Regions from separate parts of the Mus musculus genome. Here region 1 is linked to region 2. A link is a loop called in an ENCODE intact Hi-C map of the cell type or tissue named here. Cell type or tissue: left cerebral cortex. All regions are shown on one strand. Links, peaks and the distances in the headings refer to the core of each region. The heading gives the core; the rest is flanking DNA. Region 1 has its middle 11 kb from the start of Entpd6. Region 2 has its middle 9.1 kb from the start of Cst7.

Region 1 (16,681 bases), core at 5,202-13,201, 180 kb before region 2:
CTGGATAATGATCCTGGGAGGAGCCTTCGGCCCGTGTACATCCTGGCTTCCTCCCAAGCAGCACAGCCTGTCTCTCTGTCTCTGGTACATCAACACTGGGATGCATGGCAACAAAGTGTGGCTTCCTGTCTTTCATGTCTTCCTTCCTTATCCCTCTATTGGTGTTTCCTGGGGTCACTGAGTGGGTGAGCGGGATTGGTGTCAGACACTTATAGATTATAGGTCATTTAATATAATACCAAAAAAAAAAAATCTAGTCGCCTCTCTGATTTCTTTTTTGTTAGAAAAAAAAATCTGATGGTTCATTTTTCAATGATGCCTTGAGCCAGCTTAGGTGCAGCTACCAGAAGACACAAGACTCCTGCTAATGCCTGATGGTCTAGTTAGTCCCCTCCACCCAAACTCTGCTAAGCAACCTCCACCCACACTCACCACACAAACTTGCAATTTAGAGTAGAAAATTACTAATAGCCAAGTTTGCTTGCAGGGTCATGCATCTGATGATAAACTTTAAAATAAACAGGAGGTGAAACATAGAGATAAACCCATGTATGGTTGTTGAGAAAAGACAAATGTAAGGGATTAGAGGGGAAGATAAGATCCAGATGGTGCCTAAGATTGCACCCTCTTGGCTGTTCAAAACCAGGAGGAAGGTGTAGCAGGTGTGTAGTGGCAGGACCACCTCTATGTAAATGCCGGCAGGAGTGGGGGTGGGGACTCGAAGTATCTCCTGCAGGAGGACCTAATTGAGGACTGCCTGAGAGACCAAGGACTGCTGGCAGACAATGCCAGCCAATCAGGAACTGTTGTTTAGAAGCGCTGCATCTTGGGACCAATGGGGCGCAGGTGGAGGGTATTAAAGGAGCTGCTGCCGTGTTCAGATGAGCTTCCTGCTCTTTTTCTCACCTGCTCCCTAGTCTGTGTCGTTGACTCCACACCATCTCACCTTCAACCCCCAAGGGCAGGTAGGGTGGGGCAGCAAGTAGTCCTGGGCGCAAGCAGGAGGAAGGGTCATGGTTTAGGGCATATAAAGATTGCTCTTTGCCCCGGTAAACATGCCTATAATTCTAGGCTGGCACAGGTCTTTCCAAGGTCATAAAGTAACATACCTCAATTTCACTACTCTGAGTTTCCAGTGCTCTTATTTGGAAGTGCTCATTGTTTCTCACATTTATTCTTTATCATTATATAGTCTTATTGTGAAAAGATCATTGTTTCTTATAGCTATTTGTCTGGACATGTATGCACATATGCCATGGCACACTATGTGTGGTCTGGGGGATTGAACTCAGCTCGTCAGACTTGGCAGCATGTGCCTTTACCTGCTGAGCCACGCCCCCAGCCCACCTCTGTGATTCCTTCCTCAAATTATTGCTTTCCCAACCATATATATTCTTTGTAACTCCTCCAAAACCTCAGGCCTACTTTTTACGGTGAGCCTTGCATATCAGAGCCTAGGTAGAAGAAACAAGTGCTTAGCCCTTGCTCTCATGACGCTGGCTATTATTCTTACCTGTCACTCTAGCCCTTCTGTGGGTTCTGTGGGCTTCCTGAGGCATGGTTCTCCAGAGGGCACCCTGCAGTGCAGTGACAACCTGGCTGAGACAAGAAGTACAGCTGTAAAAAACGCTGTGACACCTGAGCACTTTATTAAATACCTTGGTGAGCAGAGATTGGTGGAATTGCCCTGTTGATTCACTGCTGTCTCCTCCCCAGGAAGATGCTAACATTTTACCCGTAAGTGTGATGCCACCCATTGTCAGAGTTAGAAAAGTCTCCTCTCTTTTTAGTTCAGGAGCATTCTTTTTTTTTTTAAATTTTTTTGTTTTATTTCTTTCTTTTTAAAAGATGTATGTATGTATGTATGTATGTATTAATTATATGTAAGTACACTGTAGCTGTCTTCAGACATTCCAGAAGAGGGCATCCTATCTCATTACAGATGGTTGTGAGCCACCATGTGGTTGCTGGGAATTGAACTCAGGACCTCCGGAAGAGCAGTCAGTGCTCTTAACTGCTCAGTCATCTCTCCAGCCACGCCCCCCCCCTTTTTGAGCGAGGTCTTACTATATAGTCTTGGTTGGCATGGAACGGACATTGAAAAGCAGGATGGTCTCAAACTCAGGGATCTGCCTACTTATGCTTCCAGAGTGCTGAGATTAAAGGTGTACCGAAACATAAGGCTTTAAAAACATTTATTTGTTTTATTTTATGTGTATGAGTATTTACCTGTGTGTATGTAAGAAGTACACTGTGTGTGTACCTTATGTTCAAAAGGCCAGAAGAGGGTGCTGGAGGCCCTGCTACTGGAGCTATGGACAATTGTAAGACATCACATGGGTGCTAAGAACAGAATCTGAGAGCCGAGGCGGAGGCGGAGGCAGGCAGATTTCTGAGTTTGAGGTCAGCCTGGTCTACAAGGTGAGTTCCAGGACAGCCAGGGCTATATAGAGAAACCCTGTCTTGAAAAAACAAACAAACAAACAAAGAACAGTACCTGAGTCCTGTGGAAGACATGCTCCTAACCTTGAAATCATCTGCCCAGCACAGCCCCCAATAATTTAATTGTATTATTAATGTGGTGAATTAAGTTCTAACACTGAGCCATTTTACATTCCCAGTACAAGGCATATTTGAATGCATCCGCTGGATTTAGTTAGTCAAGATGGTATTTTAAAAATCTTTTAAGTATTCAAGGATTGAATTTTCTGTGTCTTGAATAGTTGATAAACTATGCCTATTTTGGGGGATATTTGGAATTTCTGATTCCATTTTTAAGGTTAAGTTTTCTATTTTGCTTCCAAGATATTTTAGTCTCTTTAACGAAAATTTCCCACTTCACTGTTTCTATCTTTATTGGAATAACATTATGCACAGATTTTCTTCTAGTTGGAGCTTCCATTTTCCTCAAAACATTATCTATCTACCTATCTATTTATTCTCTCTCTCTCTCTCTCTCTCTCTCTCTCTCTCTCTCTCTCTCTTCTCTTCTCTTGTTTCAGAACTTTGGACATTTCGTTTTCTCCCTTTCAGCAAAAACTGACTTTTGGCACTGTTGAGCTTCTCCATAATGTTTCATTTTATAGTATAAGTTTAATTTTCTTTTGTTCTAATTTTTATACTTTCTTTTTGTCCATTTTTGTTTTTCTAACTTTAGCTAAATGTTTTCCATTAACTTACAGCCTGCCTTCTAATAAATGCATTTAAAGCTTTATATTTTCCTAGTTAGTGTATGTGTATCTGACTGAGTTTGTGTGTGTCTGAGTTATGCTATCCAGGGCTTGCTGTAGTAGGAGAACTGAGTTACGATGTTGCCATATTGTATTGGCTTCTATTTATTACGTTCCTGTGCTTACCTTTCACCATCTAGTTGTCTCTGGCTTTCTATTGACCTGAGTGTTTTGAGATGAAGCAGGTCTCTTGAGAAGCAGGCACAACTGTTGGGTGGGGACTCTGCAACTGCTGCTGGTGTGGGCAAGGATGAGAAGGAAGATGGAGCTCTGACTGGGTGGGGCAGAGGCCACAGGTGCTAGGCTTGCTGGGGTCCCTGCAGGTGGGGGCAATTGGAGCAGGGGGCTGGGTTTGTTCCACTTGTGTGTGCCTGGGTTAGAGCTGGCCTCTGGAGAGACAGGCAGAGCTTTAGGGTGGGGCACTGAGCTCGATGCTTGGGATCAGCCTCTGGTGCAGGTGCAGACCAGAAGGAATTTTGGGTATTTTTGAAACAGGATCTCACTATGTAGCTCTGGTTGTCCTGGAACTTTCGTTGTGAACCAGGCTGACCTCAAACTCACAGAGATCCACTTGCCTTTGCCACTGGAGTGCTGAGATCAAAGGTGCCCTTGTGTACCATGCTTATAGTATCTTGGAGGCCAGAAGAGGGTGCTATACTCTCTGGACCTGAAGTTACTGCTGCCATGTGGGTGCTGGGAACAGTACCCAGGTCCCATGGAAGAGTAGCCAGTGCTCTTAACCCTTGAGACATCTCTGCAGCTCCATGTGTTTGTTTGTTTTTTTGTCCTTGTTAAGTACTTGGATCACAGGATGGAGAAAGGATTGCTCTTTTTCCAACCTACTCACAAAATCTAATAATCACAGACTTATTTTTTAAATTTTACCATTCTTTTCTGATTAGCAACACATGGTTTGGCTCGAACACTGAAAGACACACAATATGACCCCACAATTTCCCCAGTCCCCTCTTTCTGGAGATGACTGCTACTAACAGTTTAAATCTGTTCCTCAGAGGTGTTTTCTGTGTGTCTGGCTTGTTACTGTCATTTCTCTCCTCCTTGCTCTTTCTTTTCTTTTCGAGAGGGTCTTGGTACATTGCTCAGGCCTGTCTGGAGCATGTTGTGTGGCCTGGAGTGCTTGAACTTAACCTTCAGCCTCCTACCACTGTGAACTCGGGTCTGTGCCACCAGGCCCGACTGACGTCATTTCCTTAGCAAGCATTAGGTGTCAGTATAAGACTACACAAAGGATAGAGCCAGCAGCAGCATGCCACAAATACATATGTATGCATATATTCATATAAGTAAATGAGTAGGGAATTGGCTGAGTTAAAAATCAATTATAAAATGAGTTCTGAGGTCTGAACTGGGGACTCATAAGTATTTACTTTATGGAGAAAATATATACTGCTAGGATATATATATATATATTAAATTGCCCATAAAAATGAAAATATAAAACAAAATAAAATACCAAGTTGTTCCCTGGCCAGATTTCCTAATTATTTCCCCCCAGATCATGTGATTACACCAGCCTCAGCCCTGTAAGCTATTAGTGTCTTGCGATTTAAACGTATGTGAACAGGAATCCCGTAGTATCAAAGGACTCATGGAGGCTCTCTCACTTTTTCCATGTTTGTATTTCTCCTGACTTTAAAAAAATGAACCGCCGGGCGTGGTGGCGCACGCCTTTAATCCCAGCACTCGGGAGGCAGAGGCAGGCGGATTTCTGAGTTCAAGGCCAGCCTGGTCTACAAAGTGAGTTCCAGGACAGCCAGGGCTACACAGAGAAACCCTGTCTTGGGAAAAAAAAAAAACAAAAAACAAAACCGGAACAAATCTGTTCCGCATCTGCACACTCTCCACCTCAGTGCCTGTGACAGGTCCTCGCTCTAAGCCATTTCTCCCATTGTCTTGCAGTGAGGTTCCAGGTACAGGCAAAGATAGTTTGTCTCTTTTCTTTATGGAGCAGGACCCCTGTCGCCTGTCAAGACTTGCATTCCACACGCATCCCTTACGTGCATTTTTCATTTGCTAGCATACCCTGGAGAAAACTCCTTAAAATTTGAGAGCTCTTTTGAAACTGAGCCATACTCCACAGGTGGCCAAGTGCTCAGATCTTAAGTGGCTTAATGGTTTTCACACAAGTTCACACCTGAGTCACCATCAACCTTTCGTGACTTAAGAGGTGGTATATGGCTATCCTGGATCCATGCCTGGTCATCCTTACCTGCTTTAAATCTCCAGCTCCGGATTTTAGCTGTTACCCCCTGAGAGGGCTCTCAGCTTCACCCACTGGGTGGCCCCATTCTAGAATGGCCAGTGCTAAACTAACTCTTTTATCTCTGTTATTCCCATTGTGACCCAAAGTCTGCAGGGAAAACAAACACACTTGCCAATATATTAAACGTGATTGTTACAAATACAGAACACCCTTAGGGAGGTCGAGTCCATCCAATAAATCATTAGGCAATAAAAGTGCGGCTAATACTAGACTGTGCAGGGCAGGCTCTAATTGCTTAGGAGTTCAATAGCCGTAATTAGTCTTGTTCATCTCTGTCTAAGACAGTCTCTTACACAGTTACAGTGGCTCATCAAGATCAGGAAAGTATCCAGGTGTGGTAGCACTCTCTTTAGGTATGGTTAGCTAGAGCCCGTGAGTTCAAGGTCAGCCTGGACCACAAAGTCAGACCCGGTCTCAAAAGAAAACAAAATCAGAAATTCAACACTCACACAAAACCAGACTCAAACTCACACTTCTCAGGTTTCACCAATGCCACCAAGGGTATCTTTGGTGGTCTGAATAGGACTGCCCCCCCACCCCCATCCCATGTAGTTATCTATTTAAATTTTAAATAGACAGGGCATCCAGGATATCTAAACAGCTCATTAAAACAGCTACACTAGCAAGAAGATAAATAGAAGGCCAGCAATCCTGAGAGATACTGAGCATCTAGGCATTAGGGAAGTGAAGCCAAAACCTTGATGTCCTAATTCACGTCCAGAAGGATGTCTATGAGAGAAGAAAAATATATAAAGGAAGAGACAAGAGTTGGTGAGGATGTAGGGAAATGAGACCTCTTATCCATTCCCATGGGAATGTAAGATGGCGAAGCCGCTGTGGAAAACAGGTTGGTGGTCCCTCAAAAGGTTGAAGGCAGAATTACCACCCCATCAAGCAGCTCGCCTACCAAGCAAATACCCAATTCCAGGAAACCCCAGATGCTCAAGCATGCAGTTGTCCACAAATGCTCATAGCAGCAACTGTTCACAGTAGCTAAAGGTCGACTCCATCTAAGCACCTCTCAGTTGAGGTATGGATGCACAAAGCATAGCATAGACACACAAAGGAATGCTACTGGAAAGGGAGGAAGCATTGGCATCACGATTTTGAAGACATCAGTGCCAAGTGAAGGAAGCCAGACACAGAAGGGCACAGAATTGATGTTTCTATTTATATGGAATGTTCAGAACGGGTGATTCCTATAGAGTCAGGAAGTAGTGTTTTCAGTTAATGTCGTTTATAACAGGAGATCTGATTGTGTGTTACAGTGGCCTTTCCTCATCTCCTTCAATGGCGAACAAACTCTCAGTATTTTCCCATGACCCTCATCTCTTGCTCGGTCTCCCCTTCACTACCTCTCCCTTTCTCCCTTTATTGGTACTAGGTATTGAATCCAGATTCTTCTTCACATTAAACACGAATTCCACCACAGAGCTGGTACTGCCTAGGAGTGTAGGAATAAGTTAATTTTCTCCACCAATTAAAAACCAGAAGGCAAGAAAAGTTAGAGTCAAAGTTTATTTGAAGAGAGCAAGGGCCAAAGTTTAGTTAAAGAGAACAGTTGTATTAGAGTTGAAAACAACAAAAACAAAACCAACCAATCAAAAATCAAAAACAACAACAACATCAAATCCCCCAAAACAAAGCAAAACCAAACCAAACAACAACAACAAATCGGACAGGAGAGTTGTAGATCTCAGCAGGTGCCGAGAGGAAGAGAAGGGGAAAAGCCAGGCTGTCTGAGTTAAGCAGGCTGCAGGAAAGATACAAGGTGGACAAGCAGCCTGGTGAGGAGAGCTTTAGAGAAAAAGTAAGAAAACCCGAGGTGCCAGGAAGGCATACTTAGCCTCTGGCCAGCATCAGAAAGAGAGAAGTGGAAAAAGGAAGAAAAGTGAAGGAGTTCCATCAAGACTCAGAAGGCCTGGCAGACCCAGCCAAGCCTCGCGGAAACTCTAGGGACTGGGCTACAAAGTAGCAACTCTGGGAAGGAAAGCACTTCGCCTCATCAAAGGGATAATTATTCTACCGATGTCTTTTGCATGGGATAAGGTGAGCTGCTGTCCTTGGGGTGGTCTCACTTTCCAAAGGGATAGTTGCCTGGCTGCAATGATTAACTTTGTTATGTTTTGGGTAGTTTGGGATTTTGGTCTCTATCCAGGCCAGAGGTTTCATCTTCTTGACAAGAAAGAACTAGTTTTCAAAACTTTGATGGGCCTTTTCTTTTGCTGTATCAGAGCTGTGCCTCAGCTCCTGACAGTTTCGAGGAGTTGTTTGTCTTAGTATGGGTTCAACTAACGATTACAGAGGTTCGATTCAGATTTTACTTATTTGTCAAGAATACCCTGAACAGAAAAGAGTGTACCACTCTGTGCTTCTGGTCAGCCTTGTGGCGTGGCTCTTCCCACCATCGACTGGCTCCTCCCACCATCGACTGGCTCCTCCTCCATCGGCCTCTCATTCGCCCACGGTTAAGGTGGCTTTACCAGACTCCTCATTGGTTAAGTTTCCACACTTTTGAAATCAGTAAGTATCTTCTGAAGAAATACTTTGAGACCAGTAAATACCCTCCCTGTCCCCATACTTTACAAACTTCTATCCATTAATCTCAAATACTGATTGGTGATCTTTCTCTCTCTCAAAAAAAGCACCTGTGTTATTGCAGCTACATTCCTGGTTCGGAGGCTGTTTAGTACAGGATGTCTCGGCCAGTGCTGAAGTGACATGTGAAAAATTTAAATCTATTTGTAGAAAAATCACACCTTGCACATGTGGGCTTAAAAGAGTAGGCTTGGTTTAGAAGTAATCCTCAGCCTCCTTAGATATTGACGGGCATATTAACAACCTGGTGATTTAAATAAAAAATATTTTATAGGAGTTGAGAAAAATGCAGATCATTTCATTTATTGAAGTTTCCTATGTATTAAAATAGTACGGGGCTTTCTTATACCCCGCCAGAAGCTCAGTAAGACAGACTTTTATACAGTTTAAAGCTGTAGGCCTTTTGCTGGGGCAGACTCTCAGCTAGCCTCTAACTTAACCTGATTTTCCGGTCTGTGTCCCCCACCCACGGGGCCAGCTCTTTACCGTTCTGCCCTTCCCTTCCATCCACTTCCTCTCTGGGTCTCATTCAATCTCTCCTCCTTGTTTCATCCTTCTCCTCCCTCCTCCCCCTCCCCCTCTCCCTCATCCCATTCCCTCTCCCCCTTCCCCACTTTCTCTTCCTCTGCCTGCCCGGAAGTCCCACCCCCATACATCCTGTCCCATACAATGAGCCCTTAATTATAAACAACCAGCAGCAAAGTAAGGCAATACCAGAACATCTCTTGGCTTGCCTTTGGACAATGAGCGATGCCTGACCTTCATGTTTTTGGGCAGATGTGAAAGGACAAGCACTTATAACCAGGAAGCTGCTGATGGGCCATAGAAGTGACAATACAAAAACCCTGCCAGCACTTAGCTCTCTGCTGTCACAGGATTAGCAATTGAAAATATAGAGACATACCTTCATACAATCTGAAGAAGGTTACCCCCACATTGAAATATAATAGCAAAAAGGATTTTGAACGTGATAAAGAAAATAGAGTTGCTATGGGGCTGGGGCTTGATTGTCTCTATGGAGAATCACTATAAATTTTATCAAAATCCCTACATATTTGAACATTTAAAAATTAAATGTTGGAGAAATATGAGTCACTGTAAAATTATGATATATTAATTAACAGGCAAAAGCTTTGAATAAGCTAAAATACAGTGCAATAAAGCTATGCCATCCAACCACAAGTAGCAGAGGGCATATTGATAACATGGTAGTATTAAAGGTGTGGTGTAGTCACGAATTAGCATTGGATGAAGCAGTTTTTTATTTTTGAACTCTGTCAACTCAAAATTGTAACAAGTTAACTTTTTATATAAAGTTTGGAGATTTCATCAATTTGTTGAGACCCTAAGATAGCATGACTCCTGTCTTCCATAAACTTGGATGGTGACAGTCATTATAAATAGCTTCCATTACGTTTTACAGAGGAAAGAACTAATACGATGCAGTCTGTCTGTACGAGAGCTGTGCCTGGCTGCTTGCCCACTCAAAGACCCCCACCCGCTCCTTGTTGTGACTAAAACAAATCACAAAGCTTTAACATTTACTAAGCAGGAGGTGACAGGTCTTTCCCATCTCTTTCTATTCATGGCTTCAAATTAATAATTAGTCATTTGAAAAATGAGCCAATCTGTCTCCTGGAAGGGGAGAATCCCTAGCCAAGCCAATTAGCATCTTGGTTCAGGCTGCCTTGGGAATTTAATGTAGTTTCATGGCCCATTTAAGGTCTCAGAATATTGTTGTGTCCTGAAGAGGGAAGTCATGATTGTTAACTGAGAGGAGGGCCCTGGGGACCCATATGCTGAGGATGCTCCTCCACTGGAGTGGCTGGTGAAGACCCTGGGGCCAGCAGCCTTTGTGAAGGCCACATGCCTACTCTATTCTTTCCCCAGGACTTAGCAGCTGGCTCTAGGTAGGGCCGGCCTTAACCACCAGCAGAGGGAGTGGCCACTGCCCCAAATAGCTGCACACTTGAGCAGGTCTTTTGTTTGCTCAGAAGACATTCAACTGCCCCTTGCCAGTTGGCCTCCGAACAAAGGAGGGTAGTGGCCCTGGGCAGGGCGGGCTGTCTGGGCCGCATATTGTTGAGGAGTGGAGTCTGCACACCAACAGCTTGTCAGTTGCCCCTTCCAAGGATGTGTGCGGAGAATAAACGCGAAGGGATGAGGGGAGGTGTGGGGAGTAGGGACCCAATCAGACAATTTAATTAGGGAGATTTAAAGAACCATAAGATTACAATACTGAGGGGAAACGGGGGATGATCTGCCTTTCTCTCTCACGAACAACCCATGTTGTTGATAAAGATTTTTTTCTTATTTTTTTTTTTTAAATGGAGACAGGGTCTCATGCATTCCCGGCTGGCCTTCAAATCACTACGTAGCGAAAGGTGGCGTTAAATTTCTGGGTTGTTTTTTTTTTCTGCCTCCATCTTCCAAGTAATGGGATTACAAGCACGTGTCAGCACAATTATACCTGATTCAGAATTTTCTCTTAAGTAAATTTCAAAGACTCCTGAATTTAACAACACCTACTGGGGAAAAATACTTTGAGTCATCTGACTTAAAAAAAAACATCTGCTTCTTGGGCTGCAGAGATGGCTCAGTGTACAAAGTACTTTGAACTTTTGAAATCTTAGTAAAATGATTGCATAAAATAGCTTATATTTACATATATTTAAATCATATTTTTTAGACTCTTACCACTTATTTAGGCTTTTATATCCTCAGATGTTTATAATTTAAATTATTTTTAGAATTTTAAAATTTATATAAACCTTTAAATTTTTTATTCAATTATTTATCATTAGATCTACATAAGTGGATGATTACTGAGAGAAGTCATTGCAAAGAAAATTCCTTTAAATAATAAAAGTTACATCTGAAACTTGTTTATCCTTTAATATGAAGCCTGTTAGTAATAAAAACCTGCCTTTTAATCAGCCTCCAAACGCTGACACCATTGCATACACCAGCAAGATTTTGCTGAAAGGACCCTGATATAGCTGTCTCTTGTGAGGCTATGCTGGGGCCTGGCAAACACAGAAGTGGATGCTCACAGTCAGCTATTGGATGGATCACAGGGTCCCCAATGGAGGAGCTAGAGAAAGTACCTGTAGTGGCTATTCCTGGTTGTCAACTTGACAATATTTGGAATGAACTACAATCCGGAATTGGAAGGCTCACCAGTGACCCTTATCTGGAGGCATGGAGATCCTTATCTGGATCTTGGTTTGAAGATCTTGAGCCATAGTGGCTATGGATTCCAGAAGATTGAATCTCCGAGTTTAAGGAACACACCTTTAATCTGGGCTACACCTTCTGCTGGAGACAATATAAGGACATTGGAAGAAGGGAGTCTAGCTCTTGCTCCTGCTCCTTCGCCTGCTTGCTGCGTGAGACTGAGTAACTGCTAGATCCTTGGACTTCCATTCACAGCTGCGACTGAACAATTGTAAGGAATTGGGCTGCCGACTGTAAGTCATCAATAAATTCCTTTACTATCTAGAGACTATCCATAAGTTCTGTGACTCTAGAGAACCCTGACTAATACAGAAGTTGGTACCAGGAGTGGTTCTAGAGTAACAGAAGTACAAGGATGAATCTTTTAAAATACTGGAATTGGCTTGTTGATCCACCAGCACTTTCAACTATTGAAACCTCTTCAGATTCTCTCCCTCCTGGGAGCTCAGAGAATTTTGAAGACCCATGGTTGAAACTATATTCCGAACTTAAAGAAGCTAATGACCTTGATTTTCTTAATGAATTAGGTGATTCAGTGCACAAAGCTTTCTACAAGATGGGGAAAAAATCGGAAAATGATTTTACTGGCTGGCTGCTATTAGTATCTGTGGAAAGAATGATGAATGAAAGGAAGGAGTTGTGTGATAAAATCGAAAGGCTCCAGACACAAGTAAACGATCTAAAAGTTGCTAAGTGTGTCCTTGAGGAGAATCTTCTCTCTTGTAGCAATAGAGCTCAAGTTGCAGAAAATCAAACAGAAACTCTCATTGTAAGGTTGGCTGAACTACAGCGAAAATTCAAGTCTCAGCCTCAGAGTTTGTCGACAGTTAAAGTAAGGGCTCTAATTGGCAAAGAATGGGATCCTACAACATGGGACGGGGATGTGTGGGAAGACCATGTTGAAACTGAGAATTTTGAATCTTCAGATTCTCAAGGGTTTGCCCCACCTGAGGAAGTAGTACCCTCAGCCCCACCCCTTGAAATAATGCCTTCCCCACATGAGGAAATTAAGTTTGCAGAGTCTGCTCACGGCCCACCAATAGTTTCTTCTAGACCTGTAACCAGACTCAAAGCAAAACAGGCTCCTAGAGGGGAGGTAGAAAGTGTAGTCCATGAGGAAATTCGCTACACTACTAAGGAGCTTAATGAGTTTGCTAATTCATTCAAGCAGAAACCTGGTGAATATGTGTGGGAATGGATTTTAAGGGTGTGGGATAAGGGTGGAAGGAACATAAAACTAGAGCAGGCTGAGTTTATTGACATGGGTCCTCTGAGTAGAGATTCTAGGTTTAATACGGAAGCTCGCATAGTTAAAAAAGGTGTCAAAAGTTTGTTTGAATGGTTGGCTGAGGTGTTTATCAAAAGATGGCCTACTGGAAATGACTTGGAGATGCCTGATATTCCATGGCTTAGTGTTGATGAAGGGATTTTAAGACTTAGGGAAATTGCAATGCTAGAGTGGATATATTGTGTAAAGCATAATTGTCCACAATGGGAAGGTCCAGAAGATATGCCTTTCACCAGCTCTATAAGACGCAAATTGGTGAGAGGGGCACCAGCACATTTGAAGGGTTTTGTTCTTTCCCTTTTCCTTGTGCCAGATCTTAGCATTGGAGATGCTTCTGCTCAATTAGATGAATTAAATTCACTGGGTTTAGTTGGATTCCGAGGTAACAAGGGCCAGGTGGCAGCATTGAATCGCCCGAGACAAGGTGATTCTAGTTATTATAATGGACAGCGTAGACAAAAGAATGTTTATAATAACATACCCAGTAATGGTCAGCACAGGAGAGGTGAAATTTATAATGGCATGACTCGGTTGGACCTTTGGTACTGGCTAACCAATCATGGTGTTTCCAGGAATGAAATACATAGGAAGCCTACTGCATATTTGTTTGATCTGTATAAGCAGAAAAATTCTCAAACAAATGAAAGAAAGGCTACATTAGATCGTGGTAAACAGCCAAATGAAAGAAAGGCTACATTAGATCGTGGTAAACAGCAATCTCGGCCAGTGAATCAATTTCCAGACTTGAGACAGTTTGCAGATCCAGAACCCCTTGAATGAAGGGGTGGCCAGGTTCCACTGAGGAAGGATCTTGATAAGACACTCAAAGGTTTTGCTGTTACCCTTTCTCCAGTTCTTCCCCAGAGGGACCTACGGCCTTTTACAAGGGTAACTGTACACTGGGGAAAAGGAAATAATCAGACTTTTCGGGGTCTGCTGGATACTGGTTCTGAGTTGACACTGATCCCAGGGGATCCCAAGAAACATTGTGGCCCTCCAGTTAAAGTAGGGGCTTATGGAGGGCAGGTGATTAATGGAGTTTTGACTGATGTCCGACTCACAGTAGGTCCAGTAGGTCCCCGGACACATCCTGTGGTGATTTCCCCAGTTCCAGAATGTATAATTGGGATAGATATACTCAGAAATTGGCAGAATTCTCATATTGGTTCCCTGAACTGTAGAGTGAGGGCTATTATGGTTGGAAAGGCCAAATGGAAGCCTTTAGAGTTGCCTCTGCCAAAGAAAATAGTGAATCAAAAAACAGTATCGTATTCCTGGAGGAATTGCAGAAATTACTGCCACTATCAAGGACTTGAAAGATGCAGGGGTGGTGGTTCCCACCACATCTCCGTTTAACTCTCCTATCTGGCCAGTGCAGAAAACAGATGGATCATGGAGAATGACAGTTGATTATCGAAAACTAAATCAGGTGGTAACTCCAATTGCAGCTGCTGTACCAGATGTAGTTTCGTTACTTGAGCAAATTAACACATCTCCTGGCACCTGGTATGCGGCTATTGATCTGGCAAATGCCTTCTTCTCAGTACCTGTCCATAAGGACCACCAGAAGCAATTTGCTTTCAGTTGGCAAGGCCAACAGTATACCTTCACAGTTTTGCCTCAAGGATATATTAACTCTCCTGCCCTGTGTCATAATTTAGTTAGAAGGGATCTTGATCGTTTGGATCTTCCACAAAATATCACATTGGTGCACTATATTGATGACATTATGCTGATTGGACCAAGTGAGCAGGAAGTAGCAACCACTTTGGACTCATTGGTAACACATATGCGTATCAGAGGATGGGAAATAAATCCAACCAAAATTCAAGGACCATCTACCTCAGTGAAATTCTTAGGAGTCCAGTGGTGTGGGGCATGCAGAGATATTCCTTCTAAGGTGAAAGATAAGTTATTGCACCTGGCCCCTCCTACAACCAAGAAAGAAGCACAACGTTTAGTGGGCCTATTTGGATTCTGGAGACAACACATCCCTCACTTGGGTGTGTTACTTAGGCCTATTTACCAAGTGACTCGGAAAGCTGCTAGCTTTGTGTGGGGCCTGGAACAGGAGAAGGCCCTTCAACAGGTCCAGGCTGCTGTGCAGGCTGCTCTACCACTTGGACCATATGACCCAGCAGACCCGATGGTACTTGAGGTGTCTGTGACTGATAGAGATGCTGTTTGGAGCCTCTGGCAGGCCCCTATAGGTGAATCACAGAAAAGACCTTTGGGATTTTGGAGCAAAGCTCTACCATCATCTGCAGACAACTATTCTCCCTTTGAAAAACAGCTCTTGGCCTGCTATTGGGCCTTAGTGGAAACTGAACGTCTGACAATAGGACACCAAGTCACTATGCGACCTGAACTACCCATCATGAGCTGGGTACTATCAGACCCTGCAAGTCATAAAGTGGGACGTGCACAGCAGCAGTCTATTATCAAATGGAAGTGGTATATACGTGATCGGGCCAGAGCAGGTCCTGAAGGCACAAGCAAGTTACATGAAGAAGTTGCTCAAATGCCTATGGTTTCTACTCCTGTTACAATGCCATCTGCTGCCAAGCATGCACCTATAGCCTCATGGGGTGTTCCCTATGATCAACTGACCGAAGAGGAGAAGACTAGAGCCTGGTTTACTGATGGCTCTGCACGTTATGCAGGCACCACCCAGAAGTGGACAGCTGCAGCATTACAACCCCTTTCTGGGACAACCTTGAAAGACACAGGTGAAGGGAAATCTTCACAGTGGGCAGAACTTCGGGCAGTACACATGGTATTACAGTTTGTTTGCAAGAAGAAATGGCCAGATGTACGATTATACACTGACTCATGGGCTGTAGCCAATGGATTGGCTGGATGGTCAGGGACTTGGAAAGATCACAATTGGAAAATTGGTGAGAAAGACATCTGGGGAAGAAGTATGTGGATAGATCTCTCCAAATGGGCAAAGGATGTGAAGATATTTGTGTCCCATGTAAATGCTCACCAAAAGGTGACTTCAGCCGAGGAGGAGTTCAATAATCAAGTGGATAAGATGACCCGTTCTGTGGACAGTCAGCCTCTCTCCCCAGCCATCCCTGTCATTGCTCAATGGGCACATGAACAAAGTGGCCATGGTGGTCGAGATGGAGGTTATGCTTGGGCTCAGCAACATGGGCTTCCACTCACCAAGGCTGACCTGGCTACAGCTGCTGCTGATTGCCAGATCTGCCAACAGCAGAAACCAACACTGAGCCCCAGATATGGCACCATTCCTCGAGGTGACCAGCCAGCAACCTGGTGGCAGGTTGACTACATTGGACCACTTCCTTCGTGGAAAGGACAGCGTTTTGTTCTTACTGGAGTAGATACTTATTCTGGTTATGGATTTGCCTTTCCTGCACGTAATGCCTCTGCTAAAACCACCATTCACGGACTGACAGAATGCCTCATCTATCGTCATGGTATTCCACACAGTATTGCTTCTGACCAAGGAACTCATTTCACAGCCAGAGAAGTACGACAGTGGGCTCACGATCATGGAATTCACTGGTCTTACCACATTCCCCATCATCCTGAAGCAGCTGGGCTGATAGAAAGATGGAATGGCCTTTTGAAGACGCAGTTACAGCGCCAATTAGGTGGTAACAGCTTGGAAGGCTGGGGTAGAGTTCTTCAGAAGGCAGTATATGCTTTGAATCAGCGCTCGATATATGGTACAGTTTCACCCATAGCCAGGATTCATGGGTCCAGGAATCAAGGGGTGGAAAAAGGAATAGTTCCACTTACTATCACTCCTAGTGACCCTCTAGGAAAATTTTTGCTTCCTGTCCCCATAACTCTGGGTTCTGCTGGCCTAGAAGTTTTGGCTCCAGAGAGGGGAGTGCTCCTACCAGGAGCTACAACAAACATTCCATTGAACTGGAAGCTCAGACTTCCCCCTGGTCATTTTGGGCTTCTAATGCCCTTAAACCAACAGGCTAAAAAAGGAATAACAGTGTTAGGAGGGGTGATAGATCCAGATTACCATGGGGAAATTGGATTACCTCTTCACAATGGTGG
Region 2 (16,681 bases), core at 5,351-13,350:
ACTTGCCCCCAGGAGACACATGGGCCTCCCAGGCTGCCTGACATACAGATATAGTCAGATCCTGGATGCTCGGGGCAGCGGTGGAGGGGGTCTGAGCCAGGTGAATTGTGCTGGATCCTACTAAATTCCAAACAGGGCAGATAGGGTCTGCGGGACATGGACAAACTATGTAATCTGAGGTCCCAATAGGTTTCTGGGTGCTGCAGGTAGTATTCAGTAAGTAGTAGCTGTTATGACAACCCCCCATGGTCCTTTCCTGTTTGATCTTGGGATCCTTATTTTTGGCTGCTAGGGTCTGGGACACAATGTCTTCAGTATAAATGGGATAGAGTAGTGCCCGCTTCAGTTTCAAACATCCACTGAGAGGTTGGGAGTCAGAACATAATCCACGTGTTGTATTTCTAGCAGTAACCAGAGCATCAGTAGTCTAGGTGGGAGCAGGAGATGGAGCTAGGCTGGCTGCTTGGTCTTCAGGCCAGTGTGGTGCAGTACAAAGATAATTCAGGGATTTGAATTCCCCGCCTCTGTGCTACATAAAGTCTGAAAGCTTCTGCGGAGTCCCTAAGGAGAACCTCATCTTGTATAGTTCTTGAGATTGTTGAAAATAAAATGCAGAGTCCCATCCTCCAGTTATCCGGAGAGACGTTGAAGTCCAGCTTTTCAGGAAGCTTTGGGAGTGAGAACACTGCTTGCAAAAGAATGGGATCCTGTACGTTGGAATGGAAGATTCCAGGGAAGCAGGGGTATTGAGCGCCTGAATTCTCAGTGAAAGAGGTGGTGTCCTCAGTGGGCTAATCCTGGGTTCTGAGCATGAGTTAAGGTCAGCTGTGGTGAAGTCCCTGAGGTACCTAAGGACTGTGCCTGTCCTTAGGTCAGCATGTAGACAGCCCCTGGGTACTAAGGATGCATTTTGGCCAGGGTGGGTCATCTCCTACTTGCTGGAGCTACACATGCATAGGTTGCAGAGTGCAAGTGGTCTTTGAGGTACTGCCCTTGTCCTCAAGCCAGATTGTGGCACAGGGCTTGAAGTGGCAAATGTATGAGGTACCCCATGGTACTGGGCTTTAAGTAGACTAGCCTGGAATTGTTCCTTTGGATACTGGGCCTTCCATTGGATGCATTGTGCACATGGCCACCTGGGTATTGACTCTAACCTGAAAAGCATGCAGATGGGCTCACAAGTACCAGTCAATACTCTGGTGGACAGTTCTCAGCTGGCCCCCTGGGTACTGGGGCCTAACATGGAGTTCAGTGTGCTAGTGGCTCCCAGGATAAGGTACCTGAATTCAGCAATGAGGCAGTTCCCATAGGTAATGGGCTAGCCTTGAGGACATACGTGGATAACCCTCTTGATATTGGGTCTGCCCTAGGAGCAATGTAAGTTCAACAGCATTGTTACTGGTCCTCACTGTTTCCAGCATGAGCGCAGCCCTCAGTGTGCTTGTCCTTCCTTCCATGAAGTAAGTATAGAAGTCTTCTGGGTACTGAGCCTACATTAGGGAGCATCCTGTTTATCTGGTCTTCCTGGATACTGACCCTTCCATGACCATTATGATACGATAAACCCCCTTTGGTAAAGGCTTGTCCTAGGGGGAGGGGGACTGTATTCAAGCAGGTTCCTGGAGATGAGCCTTTTCTGGGATCCTCTTACAAGAAGCCCCCAGAGAACTGGACCTATACTGTGAGCACTGTAAGGGATGTCTCTGAGTACTGGGAATGTCCTTAGGATGTCACTGTAGGCAGCTGCTTAGGTAATGTTCCTGTACTTGGGACAGCAAGTGTGATGCCACATGGGTATGGACCTGACCCTGTCCAGCAACCTGAGGGATGTCTCTATGGTGGGTTAGAAGCCCAGACCCCTGTGTGCTACACTCAGATCTATGGTAGGCACCCAGGTTGTTCTCCATTTCACTGTGGACCTTCTTTGATGTGTCACTGGACTTTTCAGGCTGTATTGCTTAGTGTCAGCTACTACACATTGTTTCCCTTTTAGTTTTGATTTCTCACAAGATCTGAAGTGGAGAGGAGTGGTGGTGGTGGTGGTTCTGTCTTTGGGTTTGACAGAGACTTTCTCTCTTCATCTAGGTGGACTTATTTACTCAGGAGTCAGGGTGCTGGAAGCTCAAGGTCATACAAAACTTTCAGTGGCTCTAGGTTCTTGTGTGAATTTGAAGAATGAAATTCATGGGACAGAGAGGGTGAGTTTTAGAAAAGAGTTGTATTACTGGCTGCTTAGGAGAGAGAAGGCAGAGCTACTGGATAACAGGAGCAGGTTCCAGGAATAGTGCCATCAAGGGGTACCATCAAGCACCTGCTAGTCTGGCAGCTTTTTATAGGATCAACAGCAGGAAGTGGGGTGAGGCATGAGCGGTCACACAGTTGGCACTGGTTACACAAAGAGGAGAGAAGATGACAGGAAACCAGGACTTCCTTCTGGCATTTCTGGACTCTGGCCAAGGACAGAACTGCAGATAGGATCGCAGACCTTCTGGGAACTGCTGTTCTTTAGTGTCCATGCCCTAAAACTGCCTGGCTAGTTTTACTTCACATTTTCATCATTCCAGACCAGCCTTCTGAAGAGGTCACCCCAGCTGCTCTTTGCAGTGTAGGTGATGGTGATCTTACTGTTTCCTGCTTGAGTGGAGTTGTTTGGTGCGGCAGTTGGAGTGTCCCACCATGGACCTTTCTAAGGGACCTTGATAGTACATCACCAAGGCGCATCAAACTGAGAGAAGTGCCTGCTGTTACCTGTGCCAACCTGAGATCCTCCTTGACCAGGGGTACGGGTTGCCAACTGTTGAAAGCCTCTGCCGGCAGGCAGTAAGTGTGTACATGCAAAGTGGAAGCAGACAATCTGAAGAATCAAGTGAGTGTCCTCCTCCCTCAAAAGAGAGGAATTTCAGGCTAATACAATGTTGGCTATTTCCAGCTAGATCCCATGCTTTCCATCCTCCAGGATAAATGTGACCAGGCTCAAGTGCACAGATCTGTGTCTGGTTTCTCCTTTGTCTTTCCATCATCAGGGAACCCCCTGATGGTTCTCCCTTCATTAGCCACCTTGAAGAAAGGAAGTGCCTCGTTCCAACTCCCCTTCCCAATCATGTATGTATCATGTACAATTAGAGATAACTAACATTTTTGGATATGTTAGAGTCTTAGATCATGTAAAAACAAAGTCTTAGATCCAAAGAGAGCCATGAGCTAGAACTGATCTGGATACTTCTTCCCTCAGAACTAGCCTTCATGGTACCAGGAGGTGCATGTAACTTCCAAAAAAGGGAAGGAACCAACAGTTGTTCCAAACTATGACTACAACAATATGAACTATAGCAACAATCAGCATGACATTGATAACTCTAAAGGTGCGGTAGTACATGCATACTCTGGCAGTCATCAACAGCTCTCTAATCTGGACTTAAGACTTCCCTGCTCAACCAGAGAGAAACCAAGCCTGGTACTGGAAACCTAGCCAAGGACACAAAGCTAGTCATGGATCTTGGAGTACAAGAACCTATGTCTGCTACTTTATTAAACTAGCATAATCCCTAACATTCTAAATTTTTGTTCTTGTATGCACAGTTAAGTATAGCCCTCATCCTTCCTCAAGGAAATTTCTCTTTGCAACAGACAGAGACCATTCTAGAAAACAGCAACCAATCAAAATGCAAGGATGTGAAGCTCAGCCCCAAATGGGTACACCTACGAAACAACTCCTGCACCTATGGCTCAGGAAACATTGCAGAAGAGGGAGTGGAAAGATTGAAAAGCAGGAGAATCATGCAGTTTGCTGTAAACTGTGTCTCCTATAAATGGTGGAAGCAACACCTATAAAAAATCATCAGCATTGCTGTCTAAACATGAACTGAACAAGGATTCCAAGTCCAGGCATGCTGTTGTAGGTGGGTAAAAACTCATAATGTGCCGGTCGTGGTGGCGCACGCCTTTAATCCCAGCACTTGGGAGGCAGAGGCAGGAGGATTTCTGAGTTTGAGGCCAGCCTGGTCTACAGAGTGAGTTCCAGGACAGCCAGAGCTATAAACAGAAACCCTGTCTCGAAAAGCCAAAGAAAAACAAAACCAAAACCAAACAAAAACAAAAACAAAAAACCCAAAAACCCCAAAACCCAAAAAAACCTCATGATGCCTCAACCCTTAACAAAGAACTATTAGCAACTGAGGGATACTGACAGCTGCAGAAATGGTCTTTCTTAGGGATGAGCATACTAACTGGGCCTCAAATACTGAATTGCTAGCCTTGAAAACATACAGACAAGTACTGTTATACAGACTGAGCAGTTTGTGCTTATATTTTTGAATATATATATATATATGTATATATAATGTGATTTTTAAATATATCTATGGTATTATATATTACATGTATATGTTATGAATTTGAAAGAGCTGGGGGGATATATGAGGGTTTGGAGGTAGGAAAGGGAAGGAGAAAATTATACAAGTATAATCTCAATACATGAAAAATAAAAAATGAATACATTGAGTATAGATATAATGAAGTTTTTAAAAATTAATATTAGGTAGAGTTTGCAAAAGCCATTGCAGCATCATACTGGTTCCCTGACTGACTAGTAAATATCAGTTCCATGCATAATTATCATTCTTTTGTATTGGTTATTTTATTTGTTTACATTTCAAATGTTATCTCCCTTCCTGGTTTCCCCTCTGCAAACCCCCATCCCATCCCTCACCCCCTGCTTCTATGAGGGAGCTCCCGACTCATGCACCCACTCCTGCTACACTGCCCTAACATTACCCTATGTTGAGGCATCGGGTCTCCACAGGACCAAGGGCCTCCCCTCCCATTGATGCTAGATAAGGCCATCCTCTGCTATATATCCAGCTGGAGCCATAGGTCACCTCATGTGTACTTTTGTGGTTGGTGGTTTAGTCCCTGGAAGCTTTGAGGGGTTCTGGTTGGTTGATGTTGTTCTTCGTATGGGGTTGCAAACCTCTTCAACTTCAGTCTTTCCCCTAGCTTCTCTATTAGGGTCCCTGTGCTCAGTCTGATGGTTGGCTATGAGTATCTGCATCTGTATTGGTCAGGCACTGGCAAAGCCTCTTGGAGGACAGCCATACCAGGCTCCTATCAGCAAGTGCATCTTGGCATCAGCAGTAGTGTCTGGGTTTGGTGTCTGCAGATGGGATGGATCCCTAGGTGGAACAGTCTCTGGATGGCCTTTCCTTCAATCTCTGATCCACTCTTTGTCCCTGGATTTCCTGTGAGCTTGGGAGTGTCAATACTCCTGGGGGGCAAGTTTTTGCTGGGTGTGATTGGGGTACAGAGGGCTGTGGCACAGGGTCACCTCCTGGGTGCATATGGAAACTGCGTAAAATATGTTGAAACTTCAGAGCTTGCCTGATCGCACTTCACAAGACCCAGCAGCAGGGATCAGAGCACAGCACACAAAACCACTCTAGCAGGCTCCATAGTTATCATTCTCGTTGTCTCATTGTTATAGTAAATAAAAGGCTCTTGTTAAGATTTATGTGATGTGAAATGTCCAGCACAAGCTCATGTGTGAGTACTTGCTTTACCAGGCAGCACAGCTTAGGAAAGCGTGGAAAGCAGAGGAGGTTGGGCCTAGCTGTAAGAACAGGTAGACGGTTAGGGAAGGGAAAGAGCCAATGTATTTAGTCACTTCATAGATTCTTGTCTGGGCACCAGCTGCTCCCACCACCAGGCCTTCCGTACCTCTCAAAGCACGAGCCAAAATAAAGCCTTTGTCCCTTGAGTTGCTGCGTGTTATGTAGATGTTCCCTGTGAAATGGAAATCAACTAGTAGAGATAGCCCATGGAGACATGAAATGAGAAAAGGCCCAGGGGGATGTGCCAGCTGTGATTGAGCCACTGATGCTGTGATCTCATCAGGAGCCATGTAATTGTGAGGAATAGCAGACAGCTATCCGTGTAATGCACTGGCTGAGCCTGGTTTTTTATCATTGTGCAGAGAGATGTTTGGTGGCACCTGAAAGTTGGTGGTTGGACTTAGAGAAGTTGGTGATTGGTGTAGGTTTGGTTGTTGGTGATTGATTGGACTTTGACATTGATCATCTGCTACATTTTGTCATAATTAACTCCCCCTGACCCCCACCAGTTTTGTTGCACTTAGAGTCTTCTCAGTTTTTGGGCTATGCGACTTTATGCATTTGGAGACTTTTGAATTCAGGTTTGTCTTCTTGTTATGGTATATTGCTAAGTTAACTATCTTCTGTTTTTCTTTCTCTGACTTTGCATTTTATTTTTATCACTTTAAATTTGTGCTTGCTTTCTTTCTTCTTTCTTTCTTTCTCTCTTTCTTTCTTTCTTTCTTTCTTTCTTTCTTTCTTTCTTTCTTTCTTTCTTTCTTTCTTTCTTTCTAAGATTTATTTATTATGTGTAAGTACACTATAGCTGTCTTCAGATACACCAGAAGAGGGCATCAGATCTCATTATAGATGGTTATGAGCCACCATGTGGTTGCTGGGATTTGAACTCACGACCTCTGGAGCCATCTCTCCAGCCCCCTGTGCCTTCTTTCTTATTTTCAATTTTTATTGGTATGAATTAGTTGTACAAAGTGAGGAATTTCACTGACATTTACATACATGCACTTTTATCATGTAAACTTGGTCTACTCTGGTACTGTCTATCCCCTCTTTGATCTTCCAATCCCATCCTACGCCTCCCTTAACTTAAATCCACCTCTGTAGCACAAAGATTCCTAATATATGAGATATCATGATAATTTGTCTTTGTTACACTGTATTTATTAATCAAATACAGTAATCTCAATTTATGTCCATTTCTTTTTTTTTTTTAAGATTTATTTATTTATTATATGTAAGTACATTGTAGCTGTCTTCAGCCACTCCAGAAGAGGGAGTCAGATCTCGTTAAGGATGGTTGTGAGGCACCATGTGGTTGCTGGGATTTGAACTCTGGACCTTTGGAAGAGCAGTCGGGTGCTCTTACCCACTGAGCCATCTCACCAGCCCTTATGTCCATTTCTTGAAGCTGATAATTTTTCATTCTTTATGACTGCCATGTGTATCTTGCTCTTGCTTCTGTGTTTGTGCTTCTGTTTATATGTCAGTTGGTACATGTTTCATTCCATGAATTCCTGGGTAAATGTGTGTTGAATTTCTAAGTATTAAGTGCTCTCTTGTGTTTTGGGGTAAGTGTGAGAATGTGCATTACGTGTGCATGTAGATATGAGGGTATGCACAGGACCAAGTGAGTGTGCATGGAGGCCAAGGTCCACTGTCTTTCTCTAGTACCCTTCGTGTTACCATTTAAGACAGGGTCTTTTACTAAGACATCACGGATATGGTGATGGCTGGTGATTTCTGGGCCTCTTTCAGTCCCTGCCTCCACTCCTCAGTGTTAGTTACAGCTGTGCAGCACCACATATGGCTATTTATACAGGTGCTGGGGATCTGAACACAGAGCCTTGCACTTCCTTGGAAGGCAATTTGGTGACTGCTGCTGCTCTGCTGCAGTGGAGTTGGTGAAGGAAACAGATGCAATTTTAGTCTCAGATTTTCTTTCTTTTTTTTTTTTAAGATTTACTTATTTATTATATATAAGTATACTGTAGCTGTTTTCAGACACCCCAGAAGAGGGCATCAGATCTCATTATGGATGGTTGTGAGCTACCAAGTGGTTGCTGGGATTTGAATTCAGGACCTTTGGAAGAGTAGTTGGTGCTCTTAACTGCTGAGCCATCTCTCCAGCCCTGGTCTCAGATTTCTTAATATCAAATAAAGTAAGCAAAGCATTGTAAACTGTGAGATTGCCAGTCTGAATGACTGCCAGAGATAAATGAAGGAGGCAAGAAATGTTTTCCAGGATTCTTCCATATAAGATGAGAAGATTAGAAAAGATACAGTTTTTTGAGCTGAGCATTTTAGTGTTACCCACAGCTTGACTGCTAGCTTTGCTATTTACAGTGCGTGTAATCTGGACCAGTTAGCTGACTTCTAATGACCACTTCATGACTAAAAACATTGGCTCTTTCCCTTCCCTAACAGTGTACCTGTTCTTACAGCTAGGCCCAACCTCCTCTGCTTTCCACACTTTCCTAAGCTGTGCTGCCTGGTAAAAACAAGTGCTCGGGGCTTGTCAAGATTATGTAAGAAACTTCATGTGAAATCTCACTGCATCATTTGTTGCAAATGATAATTACTCTCCACAAAACTAGAGTAGAAAGTTGTCTACTTCCAAGGCAATACCATATGTATCAATGTATTCTGCAAATGTTACTGAAATGGTATACACTGCTTTGACTACATGAAACTGCAATGTTTTGTTTTTTTCTAAAGTCCACATTTTTAAAAGATATATTTTTATTTTATGTTATATGTGTGTTCCTGACTATATGTATGTGTACGTGTATACCTGTATGTGCAGGTGCCCTTGGAGGTCAGAAGAGGGTGTCACTTCCCCTGGACCTGTCAGTTACAGTCAGTGTGAATTGCCTAATATGGGTGCTGGAAACTAAGCCCATGTCCTCTGCAAGAGTAGTATATACTCTTAACCACTGAGCCAACTCTCCCGCCCATATTTATAATTTGTTTGTGTACATGTGTACACACATGCTTATCTGTGTTTACTAATGTATGCACAACCAGACCAATGGACACATATGGAAGTTGGAGAACACTTTGTGAGAGTCTGTTCTTTTCTTCTACCATATGGATACAAGGATTAAACTGGATTTGGACTCACAGGTCCAAAATTGTGTTGTTTGTTTCATACTGAGAAGTATTTGTGGGACAAGGTTTTATTTTTACCATGCCAGGTATAAGAAATCTCATTTTCCAACTAAATAATATGTTCTGTAGAGCACATAGAAGACATCATACACAGACACATGCATGCACATATAATAAAAAGTAAACTAAGTCTAGAAGAGTGGTTCGTATGGTGGGTGAACAGACTCCCATTCCAGCTTTCATGATGACTGTCAATTTCCCTTAAGCATTTGCCTCGGTTTCCTCATATATATGAGGGAGATAATGGCACTCAGTGGGATACTGTTGTTTATAATTTCAAAACTTGTTTGGCCTTTGTTAATTTTCTTTCTAAAGTTTTGACAATTGGAGTGCACGAAATAGATTGGTAACATACAGACTAATAGGGGGAAAATAGAATTTATCACTTAATCAAGAAAGGAAAAAAATGGAGAAGCATTTTGGGTGCTTAACAAAGCATGGGAGTCTCTTCTTCAACCAGGCTTTAGACATTCCCCCTTTAAGATAAGCTCACTATTTGCTTGTTTGCTTTTTCTGTCATTTTCTTTCAAAGTCAGGTTCTCAGTAAGTAGCCAAGGCTGGTCTCAAACATACAGTCTTTGATCTCTCAGTATCTGAGTTTACAGGTATACACCACCATGCCTGGCTGAATTGGGCTTTTGTCTTGGGCCTCAGGATACGTACATTAAGGTGCAGGCTGGTGTTTAGACCAGGCTGACCACAGCTGGAGACACTGCTAGGTTTCACCATCTGTGCAAAGTATTTCTTCCCCCATCACACAGAAAATTGGATGTACTAACCCCATTCTAATAAAATAGCTTAATTTATCTAATATCAAAAATGAATTGCTGTTTTAGAGTTTACAGGGAGCTGCCATTTTCTTGGAGCCTCAAAACAATTCAAAGCTGCTTAAATTAGTGTCTCCCTGGTTAAAACCCTAATTACAATGCCTTTGTTTTTTGCTCCAGCTGGTATATCTACATTCAGAGTCACATGACTCAAAAGAGTGATTTGTGATGGCAAATATACACAAAGAAAGCCGATACTTCTAGAGAGAAGAAATAAGAAGTCTGATTGCTAGTCTTTGTTGTCAGCTTGACTATCTCTAGAATTAACTAAAACCCAGGGGGTGGGTATACTTGTGAGGAATTTTTTTCTTAATTAAATTATTTGAAGCGGGAAGATCTATTTTTAATCCAGATCTTTTGAGGTAGGAAGATCCACTTTTTCTCTGGCAGCCTATTTAAAGGACATGGCAGAAGGAAGCTTGTTCTCTCTTTGTCTGTTTGCTTTCCCTGGCAACTTCATTCCTACATGGCATTAGAGCTGGCTTCTTCAGGATCCTGGAATATATTGACGAAGAGCTGAGACATCCAGTCTTGTGGACTGAACCACTAGTAGATTCTTGGATGGTCTGTTAGTAGATAGCCATTGTTGGAATAGCAGGACCACAGCCTACAGTAAGCCATTCTAATAAATGGCTAACATATTTGTTTTTAAAATTCTGCACCACCAGAGAACTCTAAGTAATACAGAGGGTAAGAGAAATACACCACAGTGAAGATCTCACTATTCAGATACGCTCCTTAAGGTCAAAGTCGTCGGAAGCCATCTGAGTTACCTCTGCCTGGACAGGTGTCACATGTCCATCCCTCATTCCTGGAAAAGAAACTTCCCCATAGGGATGAGAGTTCTCAGAGAACCCCATCCACATTTAATTGCAGGTTCAAGTCCTGTACCAAAAGAGATTGGGTTCCCACTTTCACACTGTCTTCCTACAGAAAATCAAGATCGAGTGAGCTTTTGTCCTTCTGCTCCATGGGACATATCTGTCCTCCTTGTCTTCTCAATTGAAGTCATTGGTTCAACAAGTCAGACTTCAGCAGTTTCCTTAGTATAATTCAGTCTCCTCTCTATGGGGAGGTAGCCTTTGCACAAGTCTCCCCAGAAGTAGTGTCACACAACACACGTCCTTTTATCTTCATCGAATAGACAGAGCTTGGGAGATTTGATCATACATGCATGGCCTCTGTTTCTCTGTAAGAGCTGTGTGGCCTGCTGTAACTTTCATTTGAAAGCTGCAATGTGGCCATTTTCAGAACAACTCTGACATCTAGTGGCTGGTGCTGAGGTAGAAGATGGCTCTTGCTCCAGAGTTTATTTGAACCCAAATGTGACTGACTATGCCAGTGAATGTGGGTTCAGGTTGCCCCAAGTGACCAAGAATCCTTCATGGGTATATAACATTCATGGTCACGGGGAAAAAAGTCCAAAGTCAATGGAATCAACATATATATTGGGGTAAATGGGTTATAGCAGAGTAGGGAGACTATGCATTAGATTTCACTTGCTTTCTTACAGCAAGCAGAGCCTAGAGTTTGTGGGAGCTAGGGGCTTCCCCATACACTGAAAAAAAAATTGACCTTATAGTTACAAAGGTGCTGGATGCACATACAGAGGAGGATCATCAGTGGCCATTGAAGTGTGTGAAGATGACCAGAGACACTTTGGGCTGTAACATTCCACTTTATAAGAAGTATCACACTTTAGTCAGTGACTCACTGCTAAGAATCTTCAAAACAGGCATGGCATTGCCAGAGAAATTATGTGGAAGACCCATCTTAAAAATTCATCCTTAACTGGGAACCCCACACAGCCTAGCAGAGGTGGGCCCTATTCACCCAGCAGAGCAGACACACATCTTCCTTCCTGCCCACAATTTGGCCTAGGGGTAGAGCCAGCCCTCCAGACCCTCTTCCACACCCAGAGAAAATTTGACTCTCAGGAGGTCTGTCAGAAATAGGCTAACAGGTGAGATACCTTCCACCCCAATACCTGGCCTAACTGAAACCTGTACCGGGCCCAGTGTAGGCAGGACCTTTTCTCCTTGTTGGTGCCACACCATCCTTCTGGTCTATAATTGTGCCCAGGAACAGATCAGTGCTCTAGCACCTCTAAGCCTACACTCAGAGACAGTTTGACTCCTAGGTGGTATGTCATAACCACGTTTGCAGAGATAGCCTGACTCAAGGAGGTCCATCATAAGGAGGTACACAGGAGAGGCAGGATCCAGTCAGAGACAGCAAGGTCAGTTAACACCTGAGATAACCAGATGGCGAGAGGCAAGCACAAGATCATAAACAACTGAAACCAAAATGGGACTGGGTACCATCAGACCAAGTTCTCCCACTACAGCAAGCTTTGGATACACCAATGCCAGGGACTCCGGTGGAGTCAGCTTGACAGATGAAAGTCTGAAAGCTTTCTCATGAGGAAAAAGTTTCAAGGAAACTTACTCCCGGATCTTTGGCTATTTCCCTAACCCATAAAATTAATTTTCCAAATCCACTTTAGTCTAGTGTATGGATCCACGTGCACTCTATATAGCTTTACCTTATAGTAAATGCCTTTTAAGATTGTATTCTAACATAGCTAAAGCCTTTTCCCAGTGTTCTTAGACTCCAGATAGCAGCAAGGAGTTTAACCCATTCAGTAAACAATTAAGCACTTGTCATTTTACTCAGCAGTTTACAGATAGAGACTAAAATTCTCACTGAGATAGAAATTCTTATTACAGACTACATTCCATGCCAAGAGCAAATTAGTATACTATACTGAAAATAGACAGTCTTCAGATATAGATAAGAATTAACGAGGCCTAGAGAATTTTGGGGTCAGTGACACTACATTATTCTTGAGGCATGTCAAGAGTCAACTACCCTGAGGCAATTAACTCTAAGTGTAAAACTCTTGCCTGGCAGAAAGTGCTAATCTCTAATGTAAACATTTATCTGGTTCCTTTTGAAGTCACTCCTTTTGCACCTGGAAAAATTCAATGTGCCTTGTTCTGCAATTTATTCTGTATTATAAAAGTCTGATGCTCGACTGGAAAATTACATTCAGATTCAACACGACTCTCGTGTATCTGTCTGTCACTACATCTTATCTTGCCCATCTACTCTAGAGACCCTTTCCTACGCAGGCACAAGGGACCAGAGGGCCTGCGGCAGATGGCGCCTTCGAACAGGGACACCAGAGTAGATTAGTCTTTTCTTTTCTTTCTTTTTTTTTCTTTCTATTCTTTATTTTCTCAGGCAAAGATAGGACCTCGTTGACCGTGCTGCAGGCGGGCTGATCGTAAATCAGTTAAGAAACGAGTAAGTTTTTATCATGGGGCAGTCAAAATCAAAAGGGAATATTAAAGCATGTGTAGATGCCTCACTGGCTGTAATGCAGGAATTAGCTTACGCCACAAAAAGGAAAGGGAAGAAATTCGGCGCTACGTGTGGAATTACATGTTTCGGTTGCAAGAAACCGGGGCACCTGAGAAAAGATTGTAAAAATCTCTCAGGAGACAAGAAGAGCATTCCTTTGGGTCCCTCCCAGTGTTGTGACAAGCACTGGAGAAGTGAATGTAAATCAAAGTCCCATAAGGATGGGACTCAGCTCACTAGAGAAGCTGGAAAGACAAAGAACTATAGAACTGCATGTTTCGGTTGTGAAAAACCGGGGCACCTGAGTAAGGATTGTAAAAATCCCTCGGGAAACAAGAAGGGCCTTTCTCCAGGTCTGTCCAGGCTGCGGTGGAAACCTTGGGGGAATGATTGCAGATCAAAGTCCCATAAGGATGGGACTCTGCTCACTAAGAAGCAGGTAAGGCGAAAAACTAAAGGGGCAGTCTCTTAGCCCCGTTCAGAAACTGTGGAGCTCATTATAGGACACAGTTCCAGTTATAAGAAAAACTTCAAGTTGTGGATTCTGATACTTTAGGCTAAATTAAAAGTTATGGTTAAATTATGGTCAAAGTATAAAAAGAGACTTCATAAAAGTCAAAATATAGGTCACTTCTTACTGTTACCTTATTTACAATTTCCCAATCCTACATTTTGCTAAAAATTCGTAAAAAAGGCTTTATTGAAAGTTAAGTCATCTCCTAAAACATATATAATTCATTCCATAAATGGTATTTTTGTTGGTTGCAGAAAATAGCGTTTTTGCAGGTGACTATAAAATATATGACTAAGTGTGGACTGATGATGGCTTCAAAAAGATTCAACATGGTAAACTTTTAGGCTATTTGAGACATTTAGTGTATAGAGGTTGTTTTCTTAAAAATTTGCCCTCAGATTAAATAAATTAGAAGTTTGGATGCTTGCCAGAGCTGCTAGAAAATTCTGGATTTTAATCTTGATTTGACAACCTGTCTCTTACAAGCAGGAAAAGAAAAGAAAGGGATAAAAGAAAATGGATTTTAGAATTCTCCCAGGGACAGAGAGAAATCGGGGGACGCCCTGTTTCATTCTCTCTGGCCCCTATAGGAGAAATTCTCTACCCCCTTTATGTATTGTCTAATGTTTGGTGCACCAATCATGTCAATTCATTCTTTTGTTTCGTTGTCTGAATGATTGTGTCGTTGTCTGAATGACTGTTTTATGTTTCATGTTTAAAAATAAATAAATAAATAAAACAAAAATAAATGGTTAAAACTTTACCTGCTGATTCACTCTCAGTCTGCACATAGGAGGCTGAGAGAGAGCCTTCACTATAGCCATAAATCAAGCACAGCAAGAGAGGCCCTGCTAGAAATTGTTTTTAAAGAAAAGGAATCTGCAACCTCTTAGTTCTAAGACAAATAAGCTGATAGTTGTTTTTTCCTAAAACTTTCTCTGCAAGTTTGTGATTATTGTGTCTAACATATGACAAAGTGTGTTTTATCTTACAAGTATAGCTATAAAAAGTAAAATTCTTTGATTGATCTAAATTTATAAGATTCATGTAGCCACTCCATTTGGTTTTTTATTGGTTTTAAAGGTATAAATATGATCTACATATTTTAGTCATAGAAAATTGGTTTATAAGTTATTTGGGTATAATTAAAAGGATGTAACACTGGTTATAAAGTTAACTTAAAAGTAGTAACTCAGAGCCAGAGTCATTTTCAAACAAAAGCACCTGGCATAAACCAGCCCAGAGAACTAGTCCTCTAAAGATACTTCTAAATTGAGATAACATTTTGTGTAATTCTTATCCTAAAAGATAGACTTATAAAGATAAGATTTTAAAACAATGTCTCTTTAATGAAACATTAAAATTTAAACTGTCATACATTAATGAAAATTTTGTAACGTAGTAGTGATGTTTTTAGTATTGATTTTAAGGAGAATAAATTGTTTAAAATTGGGTCTTGCTTTCCAAAAGTTATAGATATGTTCTAATATTGCAACAGAAACTTAAAAATTCTGGTTAAAATTGCCAGTGTCCCATTGACTGCAGTTTGCAGTTTAATCAAAAGCTTAAGACTTTTAACTCACCCATACTTAAGATTATTACTAGAATAATCAACTTATAAGAGTGCTAATGCTGCTCACTTGGGACATTCAGCCATACAAAGCAAAACAGAATTAACTAGAAATATTCATCTTTGTGCAGAAATTAGACCCTCACACAATCAGTTTGACTATGGCTGCGGCCTTGTAGGACCATAAAAGGTCATAAAAGAAAATGTTTAAGGTATAAGTCATCTTAAGAAAGATTGTCCAAAATCAAAGGCATGGACAGACAGTTAAATTGCTCCTCTGAAATCTGTCCTCATTGCAGGAGGGCCAAGATACTCAAATTAAAAAATATATACATTTGTGTTGATACAAAGCTTAAAGCAGCCTCAAAAAGGCTTGTGCAAAGTTTTTTACGTTTTACAGACTGCGCCTAGAAAAGTTCTTGAAACTTCACCCTCCCTGCCTTCAGGGGAATTTCTTTTAGCTAAACAACATTTTTTCTTTTCAGATCTACCCAAGTGTTGTTCATGATTAAGTCTAAATTCAAGATTTATAAAAGGTCAATCAGGCTATAAAACTTATAAAGGCATTACAAAATAACTTGCCTACTTCATGTAAAATTATTATAGATTTAAAAGTCTATTTTTTCCATTTATAAAGAGTTTACTTCTAGTAAACTGGTAACCATTAAAGATTTTTACCCCTAGGTACGGCTGATATAGTCTTATATTATGTAAGAAATTTTCATTGTCCAGGCTTCAATACAAGAAGCAAAAAGTTTAAATCTTTCAGTATATATTGTTTCCTAAGTGGAAAAGTATTTTATTAGCTAATGTCTCTAGAAGAAAAGTTTAAACTTCTGGGAAATAGTTGTTGCTTCATAAGATTCAGAGACAATATCTTTCTTTATATTTAGGGCTTTAGTTATACTGAAAAATTGATACATATTTACTTCAAAATTTTATTTTCAAAAAACTTCCAGGAGATGTTAATTGACTAAGACCTCACCTTAAATTCACCACAGGAGAACCTAAGCCTTTGTTAGGTACTATCAAGTGAGATTCAAATTAACTGGTGAGAACCAAAAAGGCTTTAACAGAGAATAGAGAAAACTTCTGTAATATATTGGTATCTATTGTAATTAATGGTAATCAAATATTAGCTACATATTCTAGTTATTGTTATTAAATGTGTCCACAGCTATTCTTTGACAAGAGAAAACATTAATATAAAAATCATCCTTCTTCACCTCAAAGTTTTAACATCCTATTATATATAAGGCTGCTGTGGTACTAATTAAGAATTAAAAATTCTTTTTTCCAAACAGCTATTAGTTATTACAAAATATTGATATTTGACCTATTGCATACCATCATTTTAAATAAAATTAATATTCATCCTAAAAATAAGCTAATTGCTTATTATACATGCTTTTGTAAATTCATACATACATGCATCCCATTTACTGTATTTAAAAACAACCTTTCTATGGAAAGAAAAATATATGTAAATTGGATCACATGTTTATTCTTTTGAGTTTCTGCCTACTTCAGCACAGATAATTAAATTATGTGCTGTAGATAGTGTTTTAAAATGTTAAAGATTGCCTGGTAAAAACCTCTTAAGGCAATGCCACGCTAGATTTCTATCCCA

The links. Hi-C counts contacts between places; a loop is a spot of excess contacts. Peaks named below come from ENCODE experiments on the same cell type or tissue, not always from the same donor. Only the 100,000 strongest peaks of a DNase experiment are listed, where the experiment ranks them.
Region 1: a loop joins it to region 2, with 2.3 times the contacts of the local background. A loop is called at or near these places in 6 of 42 quality-filtered maps.

What each region holds. Positions count from the first base shown.
Region 1 is chr2:150,729,365-150,746,045 of GRCm38, reverse strand. No RefSeq gene overlaps it. Among named protein-coding and RNA genes, the nearest start is that of Entpd6, 11 kb to the left of the region's middle. In left cerebral cortex, for the core only: a CTCF peak has its summit at 10,022 (motif pointing right); no DNase peak of the experiment used is centred there.
Region 2 is chr2:150,552,952-150,569,632 of GRCm38, reverse strand. No RefSeq gene overlaps it. Among named protein-coding and RNA genes, the nearest start is that of Cst7, 9.1 kb to the left of the region's middle. In left cerebral cortex, for the core only: a CTCF peak has its summit at 10,879 (motif pointing left); DNase peaks (open chromatin) are centred at 10,003 and 10,854.